3 separate regions of the Mus musculus genome follow, and regions 2 and 3 are each linked to region 1. A link is a loop called in an ENCODE intact Hi-C map of the cell type or tissue named here. Cell type or tissue: heart. All regions are shown on one strand.

The links. A loop is a pair of places that touch in the nucleus more often than their neighbours do. Peaks named below come from ENCODE experiments on the same cell type or tissue, not always from the same donor. Only the 100,000 strongest peaks of a DNase experiment are listed, where the experiment ranks them.
Region 2: a loop joins it to region 1, with 2.1 times the contacts of the local background. A loop is called at or near these places in 5 of 42 quality-filtered maps.
Region 3: a loop joins it to region 1, with 5 times the contacts of the local background. A loop is called at or near these places in 10 of 42 quality-filtered maps.

The regions. Positions count from the first base shown.
Region 1 is chr12:54,310,410-54,315,409 of GRCm38, forward strand. No RefSeq gene overlaps it. Among named protein-coding and RNA genes, the nearest start is that of Gm35895, 38 kb to the right of the region's middle. In heart, no CTCF peak of the experiment used is centred here; a DNase peak (open chromatin) is centred at 2,862; H3K4me3 peaks cover 1,218 bases; H3K27ac peaks cover 1,496 bases.
Region 2 is chr12:54,487,366-54,492,365 of GRCm38, forward strand. No RefSeq gene overlaps it. Among named protein-coding and RNA genes, the nearest start is that of Gm36213, 10 kb to the left of the region's middle. In heart, a CTCF peak has its summit at 2,523; no DNase peak of the experiment used is centred here; H3K4me3 peaks cover 264 bases; H3K27me3 peaks cover 1,042 bases.
Region 3 is chr12:54,198,467-54,203,466 of GRCm38, forward strand. Egln3 (egl-9 family hypoxia-inducible factor 3) reads right to left here. Exons shown (of 5, transcript NM_028133.2): 1 at 4,739-5,000. Among named protein-coding and RNA genes, the nearest start is that of Egln3, 2.9 kb to the right of the region's middle. In heart, a CTCF peak has its summit at 1,907; a DNase peak (open chromatin) is centred at 4,015; H3K4me3 peaks cover 1,879 bases; H3K27ac peaks cover 1,931 bases.

The DNA of each region.
Region 1 (5,000 bases):
AATATCTCTGTCTGTCTGTCTGTCTCTCAATATCTCTGTCTGTCTGTCTGTCTCTCAATATTTCTGTCTGTCTGTCTGTCTGTCTGTCTGTCTCCTCACTATGTAGCCCTGGCTATCCTGTAGACCAGGTTGTCTTCAAACTCCCAGCACCCCCCTGCCTCTGCCTCATGAGTACTAGACTTAGAGGTATGTGGCAAATATTTCCTTTACAGAAATATTTCCTTTACAGAGTCCAGATGCACAAGCTACCCACTTCTTGCGATCTGGTGTGTTCAGTAAGTTCTTGGGCCTGGTTTTAATATGCTTTGTTTTTCTTTCCCTTCAGACTGCACTCTCTCTGTCTAATTCCAGGGAGAAGGAGCATGGGTTAGTTATAAAAGGCTAACAAACTTCAGGTGGGCTGAGAAACTCCTGGCAGGAACATTGCATGCTGGTAGCATCTTCAGAACCCTAGGATGCAGGAGACGCCTGACAAGAAGACCCACCACATACGTGATATTTACAACTTAGAACAGATCTGCATATGGAATCTCCCACCACAAAAATTCCCTTTTCTGCTCTCCAAACCCCCACGGCCCTGTACCTGGGCACACAGTCTCCAGTCCTTTGAGAGCTGCCCTTCGCTGTTGGGGGAAGTGCCTGGTGGTTATTCTAATTAAGCATTGTAAACTAGCATCTAATAAATCCGATGACCATTGGTCAATAAAATATCTTCAAAACAGTCATATGGAGATCCTTATAATTCATGATCTTTCATCAATTCGGCTTCTTAGGACCAGTTATGATGAAATGCCATCTTTACCTTTAACATCTCTGAGTGAACTTATGCCCTAAGGGAAAAAACAAACCCATCCTTCCCATTCAGCAACATATAAAGCAGGTGTTGGGTTCTGAGTGCTGATTACTGGGTGCTGGGTGCTGGGTGTCAGAGGTAGAAGACAGCATGCTGCAGTCCCTAAGGATATGGAGACTATGCCTAACAGTGTGCTCTTGTTACAAAACCATTTATGTCGTTTGATCTGAAAATTTCAACTATGCAAATCATTAACCAAGTGACCAACTATTTACATATAAAGACACTTGAGAGAATATTACTTAGACAAAAAGTAGAAACAACATAGCATACAATGATAGCAGAACTACTGCAAACATGACAAAGTGAAGGGTTTGTCAATGTGAGTGTTACGTAGTATTCTCAATTACAAAATTAACTTATTAAATATAGAATATACCAGAAATAACATGTTGTGTGTTCCTGTGGAATTTAAGGACTCTTGTCTTCCTATTCTGGGTATTTAGCTTTATTCTTTTATGAGATATGTATTAATCTTTTCCTCTAGGAAGCCTTGGGGAATCCCCTTTCCCAAAACAGTAAAACAAACCAGAACAAAGCCCAGCCTACATAATAAGCAAAACTGAAAGGCAGTTCTGTAACCCGGAGCTCTGCCTAAAGTGGAATCCACCCCCTTCGTTTGTGCTTTTCTTTCCTTGTTTGTTTAGTTTTGTTTGGGGTTTTGTTTTTGTTGTTGTTGGTCCTGGGTTTTTGTTTGTTTTGTTTTGTTTTGTTGAGACAAGGTTTCTCTGTGTAGCCCTGGAATTCAAATGTAGTTCAGGCTGCCCTTGAACTCTTGGTTTTGTAACTGCTTGCTTCTGCCTCCTGAGTGCTAGGATTAAAGACAGGAGATGCCACCTGCTGCCACCCCCACAACCCAAAGTTCATTTCAGTTTTGCTTGTTTCTACTGGTTTCCCAAGACAAACAAACAAGAGCAAAGCAGGCTTTTCTGAAGTAGTCAATGACTGACATTTTCCCCATCCAGTTATCTTCAACAAAGAAAAGAATATCCTGTTTCATTGCCACGACCATTGCAGCTACAGAAATGCCATTTGCAGCTAGCGCCTTACTGCAGCCCTGAAATAAGTCAGGTATCCATAGGGGCCGCTCAGGACCCCTAGGCTATCCTGTTGGTGTTACAAGCCCAGGGACCACCCGCTGCACTTGAAGCTGAAAGTCAGTATCCCCACCACCACACCCAAAGACCTGCCTAGTCCCCTGCAAGCACTACTCTCCCTTTAACTGTGCCAGAAAGGGCAGCACTAAAGAAAAAGTGGGGGTAATTTGACACATTCATTAGAATCCCCACTTGATTTTGGCGGAGTGTGAAGGCTTGTGGAGACCAGGTAGCCAGCCTGTGCTGGCCTGTGCTGGCCTTGAACTGGCTAGGTAGCTAAGAATGACCTTGACTTCTGATTTTTCAGTCTGGGGCGTATACCAATACACTTGGATCCCCTTTTCTCTGTCACCTGACTTTCCACTGAAACATGAGACTGGGACCTGTCACCAAAGAAGGTTACGTTAATGCCAAGTGCTCCTCTGTGCGGTGCTAAAAGTTCTCTTTGTGGTCAACTGATAAAACATTGAACAAAGGCGGGTCTTGAGCTCCTCGCTGTCAATGGATAAAGGGAGCCTGTCCTTTCTACATCACACTGGGTTGCTTAGAGACCAAGAGATTTTTGAAAGCAACAAAAAACCTAGAGTAATTCTGAAACGTCTTCACTTAGATAAGAGGCCATAAAAGAAAGAAGCCAGGGGCCAGCTCCGGGGCTTCTGTGGACTCCCAGGAGGTCAAGAAGAGGCTCGAGGGAAGGGCATGTACAGAAACCCGGATTTCTCCTGTCTAGCTGCACCTGGGACCAAAGATCAGCTCCCACTGTAAAGCCATCCTCAGGGCCATCAGGGTGGGGCTGCACTGGGGCCAGGGCGAAGTCCCTCGGGGTGAGCCGCGGGCAGGTAGCCAGGCACCAGGCAGGACTCAGTCCCGGTCCCGCCCGGCCCAACCTGGCCCTGCCTGCCACCAAGGCTCACGTAGCGAGAGCGTGAGTCAGCACCATCTGCTCGGTGAACCCTGCCCACCTCCCGGCAGGGGACCGCCCCCGCTTAGCCCGCCTGCGGGTTCCACACGCTCAGAGGGGTCCCCAGCCCCAAGATGCTAGGTAGGCTCGTTTTCACAGAAAGAGGGGCAGGAGGGTAAGGGCCGAGAGGAGCCTGAGGGTGGTCCTTCCTTTGCATGATCTTGACCTTCTCCTAGTCCTGATGTTTCTTTGTAGAGAGAGCACTCAGGCTTGCAGACTGGCTGGCTGGCTGGCTGGCTGGCTCACTGACAGGGATGCGAGGGAGGGAGGGGTGCTGTAGGAGTCAAGACCCTGGGAGACTGGGAGCTGATGGAGGGAACTTTTGAAGGGGGTGGGGGCGGGGAGTCCCTTATCAACTGCATCTCTCTTGGTGTGGGGAATAGTTTGCATTTCCTGTAACTTGCACCTGTTTAGTTCTAACCACCAACTTTATAAAAGGAAATTGCCTACGTGCCTGACGGCTGAAAGACAGAATTAGAAGCACTCTTCGCTGAATGTGTGAATGCTGCAGGAACTCCAGTTAAGTTCTGGACCTACAGGGTTGAAAGTCTGAGTCTCCGGAGGGAACAAAAGAATGGCAAGCCTCCTTTAACTCTTCCAAGTACTCCCCCCCCCCCCCAAATTAGGGCACATTATAAAAAGGCTTTCTTTCTTCCTGCATTTGTGATATGCAAATTTCACTCCCTTTTCTTTCTTTCTTTCTTTCTTTCTTTCTTTCTTTCTTTCTTTCTTCCTTCCTTTCTTTCCTTCTTTCTTTCTTTCTTTCTTTCTTTCTTTCTTTCTTTCTTTCTTTCTTTCTTTCTTTCTTTCTTCCTTTCTCTTGTTTTGTTTTGTTAGTTTTTTGATTACTTTGTTTGGGCTTAAGATAGGGCATCTCTGCATAGCCCTGGCTGTCCTGGAACTCACTATGCAGACCAGGCTGGCCTCAAATTCATAAAAATCCACCTGCCTGACTCCTAGGATTAAAGGTGTGCACCACCACACCTGGGCTAATGTCACTTTTTTCTTTTCACACACACACACACACACACACACACACACACACACACACACACAGCTCACATGGCTCAGCTCTCTTGTGGAGGTCAGAGGACAATTGTGGATATTATTGTCTCCTTCCACTCTGTGCATTCCTGGTATTGAACTCAGATCTTCTGCTTGGCAGTCAGCACCTTCAGCAGCTGAACCATCTCACCAGCCGAAATGTTACTTTTTCAAAACCCGTGAGAGAAGCAAGCAGAGGTCTCAGAGACAGAAGGGTGCTTTTGAAGGGAAAGAAATATATGGAGAAGGGAAGAGAGAAAAGGGAGAGAGAATAAAAAGCAAAGTGGTTTAACAGAGCAATATGGACCCCAGAATGAAAGCTACTGTCTGGGCTCAGGTAGTGCAAAAATAAGTACTATCCCAAGGTCCCAGCTTCAGGGTCGGTGGCTGGGTGAAGCCACTAACCACGTAGAGCTAAAGATAAAGGAGGCCCAGCACCCAGTGGCTGGACTGTTCAGATTCTACAACTTGCAGGCTATGTGACCTTAGCCAAGCCATGAGCAGCATCTCTGTCTCCCTCCTTCAAAAAACAAGAATGGTGAAGTCAGTGCTCATGTTCCAGGACTTTTCAGAGACCCAAGTCTCTGCATTAATACAAGGAAAGCACCAGAGCTAAGTACTGTGCTTAGTAGACACTCAGTAAGTACTCAAGGAAAGCACCAGAGCTAAGTACTGTGCTTAGTAGACACTCAGTAAGTACTCAAGGAAAGCACCAGAGCTAAGTACTATGCTTAGTAGACACTCAGTAAGTAACACTCAGTAAGTACTCAAGAAAAGCACCAGAGCTAAGTACTATGCTTAGTAGACACTCAGTAAGTACTAAGGAAAGCACCAGAGCTAAGTACTATGCTTAGTAGACACTCAGTAAATACTGCTACAGGCATGAATACAGGCGATGAAGGCCAAAGCCATCAGACACAGCAGAGCAGGCTATTGTACACAACTCCAGAAGGCTCAATCACACGTGAATATGGGCTATGCAGGGTGGGAATCCTGAGGATCCAGGTGGCTGAGTTAGTACTGCTCATAATAGCAAAGTAACAGA
Region 2 (5,000 bases), 180 kb after region 1:
CATGGTAGAGTGTCTAGCATGTCTGAGGCCCTGGATTCAATTCCTGTAAGATAAGGAGGAAAAGAGGAAGGTACTTAGACTTAGGAACATATGTTAAATAATATTAGATTACACTTTATTAGATAGTTTTAATTTAAAGGAAGTATTAAGATCTAGTTTTACTTATCAACAAACTAAAATGATTTTAAGGAAAAGGGGGAAAAAGAAGCATCACATAACTGTGGGAATTTTGCCATAAGAGGTTTGTTTGTTTGTTTTAAGTTCTCTAAGAAAAAAATTGTATCAAAAAACCTAAAGTGGTTGGCCATTTCTAAAACTAAGCCTCCTTCTAAAACAGCTGAGGGAGTTAATATCCTCCCAGCCTGACCTACAGCCCATAGTAAACAATGTAACATTCCCTTTCTGCCCTGTTACTAAAGTATCTACTTTAACTAGACCTAATTTTCCCATGCTCACCGCAGCTCTTTCACTATGACTGATCCATTCTTCAGTCTTTCATTTTGATTGACCTCTGACCAGGCTGAAACTTGTCATTGAATAATTATTTTTCCTAAGGTGTGTTGGTTCGTTCTTGAATTTGCTGAAACCTGAGAACGTGGTATCCGTTGTCATTAGATTTAACCAACACTTTGGCTGAGTAGAAGACTTGAGTCACTGAGTTCCTCAGAAATGTGTAGACATTACTTCACTAAATCAAAGTCCAAGAATAGCTGGGTTTTTCCTCTTCATAGGTGACTTGAAAAGCTCATGTCTTTAGCCAAGTGGTAGCAGGGAAACCTATCCCCCCCACATGCGCCACTCCTTTACATTTTGAAGTAGACAAATTTCTTCTATGACAATAATAAAAGTCAACAATTCAAAGCCACAAGTCCTTCTCTGCCTCATTAGACATTCTCATCATTGAAGACTGCTCAGATGTCCTTTTCTAACCCATAAGCCTTCCTCCTCTCACCTTTCCAAGTAGAATTATCTTATTCACGTAACATTTACTACATATGATGAGTTTCCCTGCTAACGACTAGGAAGAGGTCCGGGTTTTCTACAGAGGACGAAAGAAAATAGGTTAAATAATACAGAGTTTTATTTTAGTAGCCAACTTTATCACAGTGCCAACTGAATAGGGACTCAAATGTTGACTGGTCACCTATCTCTTCCAACTTTACCCTGTGAAATTTTGAGAGACTCTGGAGTTAGTATACTTGAACTTCAGCAGGTTTCAGAAGCACCTGGAGGAACAGCTGAACTATAGCCCACTAAGCCCCATATCCCCCGCCTCATGGCTGTGACAACATGGTTGTGGTAAACTTAACAAGGGACGGGTTTATTTTAGCTCATGGGTAAATTGCCCATCATGGCAAGTAAATAACGCCAGCAGGGGCATGAGTCAGCCAATCACACTCTCCTTTGCTTCCATTTAATTCAGCCCGTGAGACAATGCCACCCACATTCAGGGTGGGTCTTTTCCTCCTCAGTTAAACCTCTCTGAAAACATCTTCACAGACACATCCAGATGGATGTGTCAATGGAGAGATGACTCAAAGGTTAGTGGCAGTTTCTGCTCTTCCAGAGAACCTGAGTCTAATTCCCAGCACCCACATGGTGGCTCACAACCATATGTTGTGTTACATAAATACCTGGAGACACACATACACACATCATCATCATCTATAAATAACCCAGTAGTATGTCTCATAGGTGATTCCTAATAGAGTTAAGTGGACAGTAATGATAAACCAACACAGGTATGGCTCAAGAATTTTCTTCTCTAACAAGTGCTACGCTGGTGCTGTTTGATCCAGGCTGAGAACCAGAGAGTTAGAGTACTTTAGAAATGTAAGAAGATGGACGTGTTCTTGGAAAACAAGAGAAATCAAGGTTCAGATTAGGACTTTCCATATAGCCCCAAAGTCATCAAAATTCGTCTTGAGAAACATAAACCTAACACAAACAACTATTAGCCTATGTTCCCCCTAAGCAAAGATATCTGATGTGTCTCTTAGCTCCTTTTTATTCACTGGCCACTCATGAACAAGAGCCTTTAATCAAGACCCTCTACCCTGAATGATCATCACTCTTTAATTCCGTGGTTCAAGTATGAACCCAGAGGAATTTTGTGTGCCTTAGACCAAATTCTCCTTCAAGATAAAACAATTACAATTATATATATTTTAAATTCGTGTTTCTCTTGTTTTTTCTGTTTCTCGGGCTTTCCATTCTCTCTGCCTGCCCTCTCTCCGCCCATGAGGTAAGAGAACAGTGATTCTTGGATTAAGACTTGACAAACCACCAATAGTTACATATTCCTTGCCACCACAAGCCTTTCCACTTGTCACTGAAAACGGTGGTCACCAACCCCACCCACTCCTAGCCTGCCTCCCGTACAGAAGCCTCCACGTGGTGATTGTTGTACCCCTTTTCATAAATGGTGTTACTATATAGTGTCTTTGAGCACTGTGATTTCCTTAAGTTTTTCTGCGGACTTTGAGGTGACTAAAGTTGCATTGTAGCTCCACCTAGAGCCTGCTGCTGGTAAGACCTAGGACCCAGAGCAGACGGATGCGGGACACTCACTTCCAGTAAGTAGTAGGCTTAATGAAAACTCAGCTCTCCGGGATTCAAATGGACTGCAAGGCTATAAGAAATTGCTCAGCGTTAGGTCAAAGAGGCCTTCCCTCTGGACCTGTGACTTGATAACTCTCATTTTAAATAGTGTCATCGGCTTGGATTTTGGCTTCACGTTAGGATTTTAACTCTGGAGACACAGTCTTTTCGAAAGCATTTCGATAGGGAAGGAGCCTGGAGGGAGGAAGTTCAGCAGCTGACAGACCTTTTGGCTCTACCTCAGCTGCGTGGAGATCTGCGACCTGAAAAATCAGCGTGGCCTGGCCCAGGGCCGGTTGCAATGGAATGTGCATGTGCCCGAGAGTCCATTAGTCTCATTTAATGTGTGTGTGTGTGTGTGTGTGTGTGTGTGTGTGTGTGTGTGTGTGTGTTTTCCCCTAGCGGATAAATGTGAGCATCAAACACCCTGGCTTTTTTACAACACAAAAATCACAGGTCAGTGCCTTCCATGAGACCTGTTTGATAACAGGGAACAAGGAAGCAACGTTGGAGGACACTCAGACCCAGGAGGGTGAGCAGAGTGTTTGGGCAGAGCCAGGGGTTTGTCCCTGTAATTTAAGTATTAAATTAACTCTCTCTCCTGCTTGGGAAGAGAAATCAACACATTGCTGCAAGCCTCCTGCCAGCAGCAGCCTGCACCAAAGCTGCCCTAGGTCCCTACCACCAAGTTCTTTCATGGAAGGCTAGTCTTCACCCACCATTAAATAGACCAGGGTGGATTTTAAAGCACAAGGAATTCACATACCTTTCTCTTGACTATTTATATCAAGAGGTACAAAAGCTGAGCCATGCAAATGATGGGACCCCCTTCGTAAAGGTCCACAAATGTTGTCTGCTATGCTCCTTGGGACTGTTCCAGCTTCTGCATTTCCTAGGCCTCCCAGTGTGGCTTTTCTGTAAATTCCATGAGTCCTGTGCCCCAAATCATCTGAAATTGTTCCTTAGTAGTCAAACTGCTGACCACAAAGCCAGGGACGTTAAAGAAACAACCGGACCATCTCCCCAGAAGAGAGGTGAGAAGGGCAAATGAAGAAGACCTGGCTTGCATCTGACTGTGAAGGAGTAAAGTCTAGGATCAGTCAGGTCAGAGGGAGGCCCCAAAGTTCAGTCACGCCAACCGCATGAGCATATGAAGGAGTGCAGAGCCACAGCCCTGGCGGAGTGTAGAGCAAGCATTCCACATGAATCAGGAGCTTCTTTGGGAACTATCTCCAGATGAGCCAAATGGTTCAACAAGGCCTATGAATCCTTCAGTCCATGCTGCTCTGTGCCATCCCAGCCCTCCAGACATGCCTTACACACTCGTTTCTAACATCCCATCCCAAGAGGAGACATAGGCAGCATCTACCCTGCCTCCTAAGGTCTCAAAGGACAAACCAACTCAGTTACTGAGCTAGCTTATGGAGCACAATGGGGTGCTAACTTAAGCACATTTCCCCTTCCCTAGCCTTTCCCAGCCTAGAGACACCAGCCCCTCCTTGAGGCCAAGTGCTCTTGGAGAAGGGCTGCAAACAGTGGGTGACTGGAAGCAGCTAGGTATTCAGATGACCATCACAGGCTGAGCAGCACCCTTCCCACCCCTTTATGAGGGGTTGTAAACCATCCACGATCCCAGCAGCGGGGACAATCTTTTGCAAGTAGGAACAGCTGAACCCCTTAGATGACAGCTGTTTGGCTAGGAGAATAGTCCTGTACAGGTATGTGCATGCAACTGCGTGTGCGTGCGCACACACAAATACACACACACACACACACACACACACAAACACACTGGAGCCTAGTTTCTCAGCATGGCCACCAGACTGTAAGTTAGATGAGGATCTGGGCTGCTGCTTTTTTTTTGGGGGGGGGTGGTTGGTACGTGGGTATGGGATATTTTATTAATGAGTCTCACTGTCTAACCCTGGTGGTCCTGGAACTTAAAGAGTTCTGCCTGCTTCTTCCCCCTTAATGCTAGCACAATGTTTCTCAACCTGTGGCTCATGACCTTTTTGAGGGCTGCATCTCAAAGTCCTGCATCTCAGATATTTACACTGCGATTCATAACAGTAGCAAATGTGTAGTTAAGAAGTAGCAACAAGATACTTTTATGATTGGGGGTCACCACAACATGAGGAACTGTAGTAAAGGTTGAGAATAGCTGTGCTCAGATAACAGATGTCCACTACCTCATCTGGCAGTTACCAAATTTCTTGATGTAGACTTTGAATCCAGCTTCACCATCCTCAGGAGATGAGGCCAATGCGTTCCCAGGTTGCCAACCCCTGGGCTGTGCCAAGCCTCCCAGCTCTGAACTCTTTCTGTGGAAATGCAGACGATGAGACACTGATGTGGAAACCCATTCTTAAATGTGTCCCTTTAACACACGAGCATAGGAA
Region 3 (5,000 bases), 110 kb before region 1:
CCTTGGAGGCACCTGTTCCCACAAGCCCTACCATGAAATCTCCCTCACTCCTCTTACCAGGGCTGTGTTCTATAAATGACTTCCTCAGACAGTTTAAGATTTTGACCACAGAGACACTGCAAATCTCTGCTCTCTAAGGATCACACCTTGTCATGGGCTCAAGCAACCGTATTTGTGACAAACAATTCTCTATGCTTGCACCACCCCAACCAGGTCTCCTAGTTCCCCAGAGCTAAGGTCAAAACAGTGAGTGCAGCTTTCCCCAGGGCAGTGGAAGCTGGGAAGCTGGGCTGCTGTTCAAGCTTCAGGCCATCTTACCTAAGAGCTGAAGCAGCCGGTGCAAGGCATCACCATGAGCCATGCGTGTGGAGCAGCAGCAAAGGCTGGGTTAGAAGGATGAAGGGGAAGAAACGCAGAACAGAAATGGAGAAAAAAGAAAGGTCTCAAAACTCAGAGAGCGCAGGGCGTGGTGGCACAGACTTTAATCCCAGCACTCGGGAGGCAGAGGCAGGCGGATTTCTGAGTTCGAGGCCAGCCTGGTCTACAGAGTGAGTTCCAGGACAGCCAGGGCTATACAGAGAAACCCTGTCTCAGAAAACAAAAAAAAAAAAAAAAGAAAAAAAAAAACTCAAGAGAGCTCACACCAGCTGGGTAGGAAGGCTCGAGATTTTATTGCCCACCCCCCCACCCCCCACCCCCGTTCTCTGAGACTCCTGACTGCTTTTCCTGCACTTGTGTCTTGAGAGAAGTCAGATCAGCAAGGTACATCTTCCCATTTTTGCTTAGAGTCATTTCCAACCAACATAAGTTCCATTAAGTAACAAGCATTCTTAACAATACCAGAAGGGCAGGCCAAACAGCTGCTCCACTAGGGGAAAGCAAGCCCAAGCCCCCACCCCCACCCCCACCCCAGGCTACACACTCTTGTTCATTAGCCTCCTGCTGCTCAGTCCTCTGTCTTGTCACAAGGAAAGGACTGATCTGTCTGCTCACAATACAACCTTTTTAACCCCCTTGCCCACAGATGCCCTGGTCAGGGTCCTAACAACCAGTCTAGCAATGCTTGCCTAAAACCAACACTGGAAGAACTAACTCAGCACTTCCCTTGCACCTCAGATGCACTCAAGTGGCCCACACCATATCCACAGTGTGTGATGTGTGTCTCATGGCTTGAGACACAGTTAACGAGGAACTAGACTAGCCTACAGTTCACATGTATTTGTGAGTATAAGCTGGCTCACAGGAGTCCTGCACTGAAACTCAGAGACACACATGCACATTTGGGGTGCTAAACAGGAAGGCCTGAAGTTACGAACAGACTCAAGTCAGACTCATTTGAAGAAGAATCTCAAAACTAACCTGGAGCTTTTAAACAAAGACGAAAACTGGACATTCTAAGAATTTTACATGTATTGGTATAAAGTTCTTTTTCCTAAAGCTTTTGAATTATTATTTTACACTTGATAGGGCCCCAAGTGACTTAACTTATCTAAGGCCACAAGGCTTAGTAACACCAATCCTCCCCCAACCTCTTTCTAAAACTGCCTCTGGGCCCTGACTGAGAGACTTTGGGTCTATTATTTAAGTGCTTCGTTCATTTTGGGCCAAGGCTCAGAGACGAAAGTAAAATAAGTACTGTGCTGAGCAGAGGCACCAGGCAGCACAAACTGCTCAATAAACGGTATTTATTATTGTTAGCGTTCCCAACTCTGAGTCTACAGTGAATGCTTCAGGCAAAGGGACATTCGGTTCTATAAATTACACGTTCTCTGGAAAACAGCCATTTGCAAGCTCTAGGCAGCCAAAGAAAAAGGAGCAAATTATAAGCAGTATTTATCTTGGATATGGTCTAGATCTTCAGGAGGGAGTAGGAACAGATAACCATTGCTAGTTGGAAAGCAATGACCACACTTGAGGGTAGGGGGCGCCATGATACTCCTCGGGACCACAGGGACTTTTCCCAGAGGGACTCCAAACCCCATTTTGCTATAACAGAGGCAAAGCAGAAAATTTCTAACACACACACAGACATATGTTACACATACACACACATATACATATATACATATATATATATGTATATATATATATATATATATATAAAAATGACAGGGACAGGAGTACTAAGAGTCCTCCCACAGTCTAGGTATAGTAAATATTCTTGTTTATTCCCAATACCTTTGCAATCCTGCTCACATTATTCAATGACCTTAACAAATCCAATTTAAAGAAAAAAAATGTAATGAGGGTGTATATGAGTACAATGCATAGGAATGTAAAGTATATTTAAAAAAAAAAAAGTCTAAACTAAACGTACAAACTGGCAGTTGCTAAAAAAGCCTGGTGGGAGTTCATGCTAGCCTGCCTACATGTGTGTATGCTTGAAATTCCCTCGATCAAAAGTTATAAATAAGTTGAAAATCAGTACAAGTTCTCTCCATGAAGAGAACAGTTTTCCCCTGGAAGCATAAGCAGGAAATTAGGTCTATCTATATCAGTACTGTGGGAAGCAGTACAAAACGAAGGACACTGAGGGAGGAAAGGCACGTAAGAAAGAAAACAGGCCAAGTGAAAGGAAGCCAGGGTAGCCCTATAGACAGGATGTGACTTGACAATGCATCACCAGCAAACTCCAAGTACGGGACCCGAGGCCACAGGCGTCCTTACAGAAGTAAATCAAAGTTTTACACTTAAAAGAGAGAGAGAGAGAGAGAGAGAGAGAGAGAGAGAGAGAGAGAGAAAAGAAAAAAAATTATCATAATAGTTTGTTGAAACTTATTTGGTTTTGGTTTTTTTGTTTTTTTTTTTTTTTTTTTTTTTTTTTGGTTTTGTTATTGTTTTGGTTCTAATTAGCCAGGGAATAGTCCAGTCTAGGGATGGACTTTGTGAAGGGTGTGAAGGAGAGCTTTGTGCCAGGGACAGTCAAGACAGCCAGAATCTGGATAAGGAAAGATGGCTCTTCCGTGGGCAAGACAGATTTTCTCTTTTCGAGCGCAGTCACCTCACACAGTTAACTGAAAAGTTACTGGGTCCACCCCGGGATCTACAGAGCCTGCCTGCTTCTCCCTGGCACTTTTTTCATTCCCTATGAATTAAATTCTAGCTCGGGGTCCTCCTGCCATCCACTAAGTCAAAGCTAAATAATAAACCATGCTAGTGATTCGACATATCTTTAATTCTAATCTCCCTCAGAGGGGAAAACATTACTCCTAAACCACCGAGGGTAAATTCTTTAACAGCTAAGCTTGGAAGAAACTTTACAGAACTGATAAGGTGTCATTTGGCCTTTCGGATTAAAGCTACAAGTGCCTCCCAATACAGAGGCTAAGCCCGGGACTATCAACAAGGTTATTTAGTGCAGAAACACCCCAGATGAAAATGCAGATGATCCAGTCTACCACCAGACTGATGGAAGAAAAAAAAAAAACAAACAAAACAATAAAACCCTCTATCATCCATCATTCTCTAACAGAATTCAGGTAACTACTCCCAGCATTCAGAAACCAACAGTTCCTCTAAGATTTACTATGGTTCCATTCATAAGGACACTCGTCAGACAGTCCCTTCACCTCCTCCTAGCCTGACAGCAGCCTGCAGCTCCCAACTCTCTTCACCCATCACTTCCAGACATTTCCAGTTGATCACTTGCTTTTTATAAGGGTGCTCTTTCCAGCTTTGGGGACAAACAAGACTACAGTAGTTGATCCCAAGGCTGAACCTACACTGAGAAACTTTACAAGTATTACTAAAGAGCGGCACATGGTTCAGTGCCCACAATTCCTCTGCTGCTAGCATGCTCTACCTTGCTGGACTTCAAATGAAGTTTTCATGACTCTAAGAGTCCCTTGTCCCGCAGCTACACGGGGGCAATTCTCTCTGAATTGCTCCTGGAGAGAGAGTTTGACTATCCTTATAGGAAGAAATGGCCAGGAGCAAGACTAACCCAAAGTGATGTTACAGGCACCAGCTCCTCCACCTCCCATTGGTCTACCGGCCTGCCAATCTACCTGTAAACATTTTCAAGATAAATCATCACCACCCACTGCCCCCATTACGGGCTATGAGAACAACAAAAACAAGGTTTCTACCCAGAGGTACCTCACCACTCTCTTCATGGACCTTATCAGGTTGTTTGAGTGGATTTTGCCATGAGTTTATAGGAAAAGAAAGGCGATGGCGTGGGGCTCAGCACTTGGGCTGAGGGGTCTATGAGAATTCTGAGCCCCAGGGCTCAAAGGCTGCAGCAGAAGTGGAGGACTTAACCTTGTCATACCGAACTCTTCCCTCCCACCCTACCTAACTCTACAAGCCAACTAACACAAGGCAAAAATTAGACTTGCCTCTAGTAGAGTTAAGAGTGCCTCTGGCTACTGTGAAGGGCAGTACCGGGTGGCTTTAAAGGAGGCACTTCGGATCATGGACATGCGTGTCGCAGTGTTTCCAATATCTTTTCCCTCCACCAGCCAGTTGTCCTTGCGGTCATCACCAAAACCAGGGCAATTCTTTCAGAGTCAGCAGAAGCTCATCATCACGAGACACCTGAGCCCCTTAACGTGGACTTTTGCTTAAGGGGTTAGGCCAGGAGGTGGAGGGGACGCAAGTAGGGCAGATAGGCAAGCTGACTTCTTGGTTAAAAACCAAAGTTCGCTGCACCCCAGCGAAGGCGACACAACACTCCGAATGAAGGCTTCCCGTCCCCTGCAGCGCAGCTGCGGCTGGGCACCCGCACGCATCCTACCTTGGACCGCTCCTTGACATAGTATTTGCCCAGCCGGCTCCCGCAGTACAGGACCAGCCGGTCGATGAGGGACAGGAGGAAGTTGATGGCCTCGCAGCCCTCCTCGTTGCCCCCGATCCACGTGATCTGGTCGCCTCGCAGGTGCCGCTTGGAGACGCCGGCGCACGGCCCGGCCAGCTGGCCGTCACGCAGGGCCCCGTTGTAGTGCAGCTGCTTGACTCGCTCCAGCACGCAGTCGCCCACCACCTCGCCTAGGAAGTTG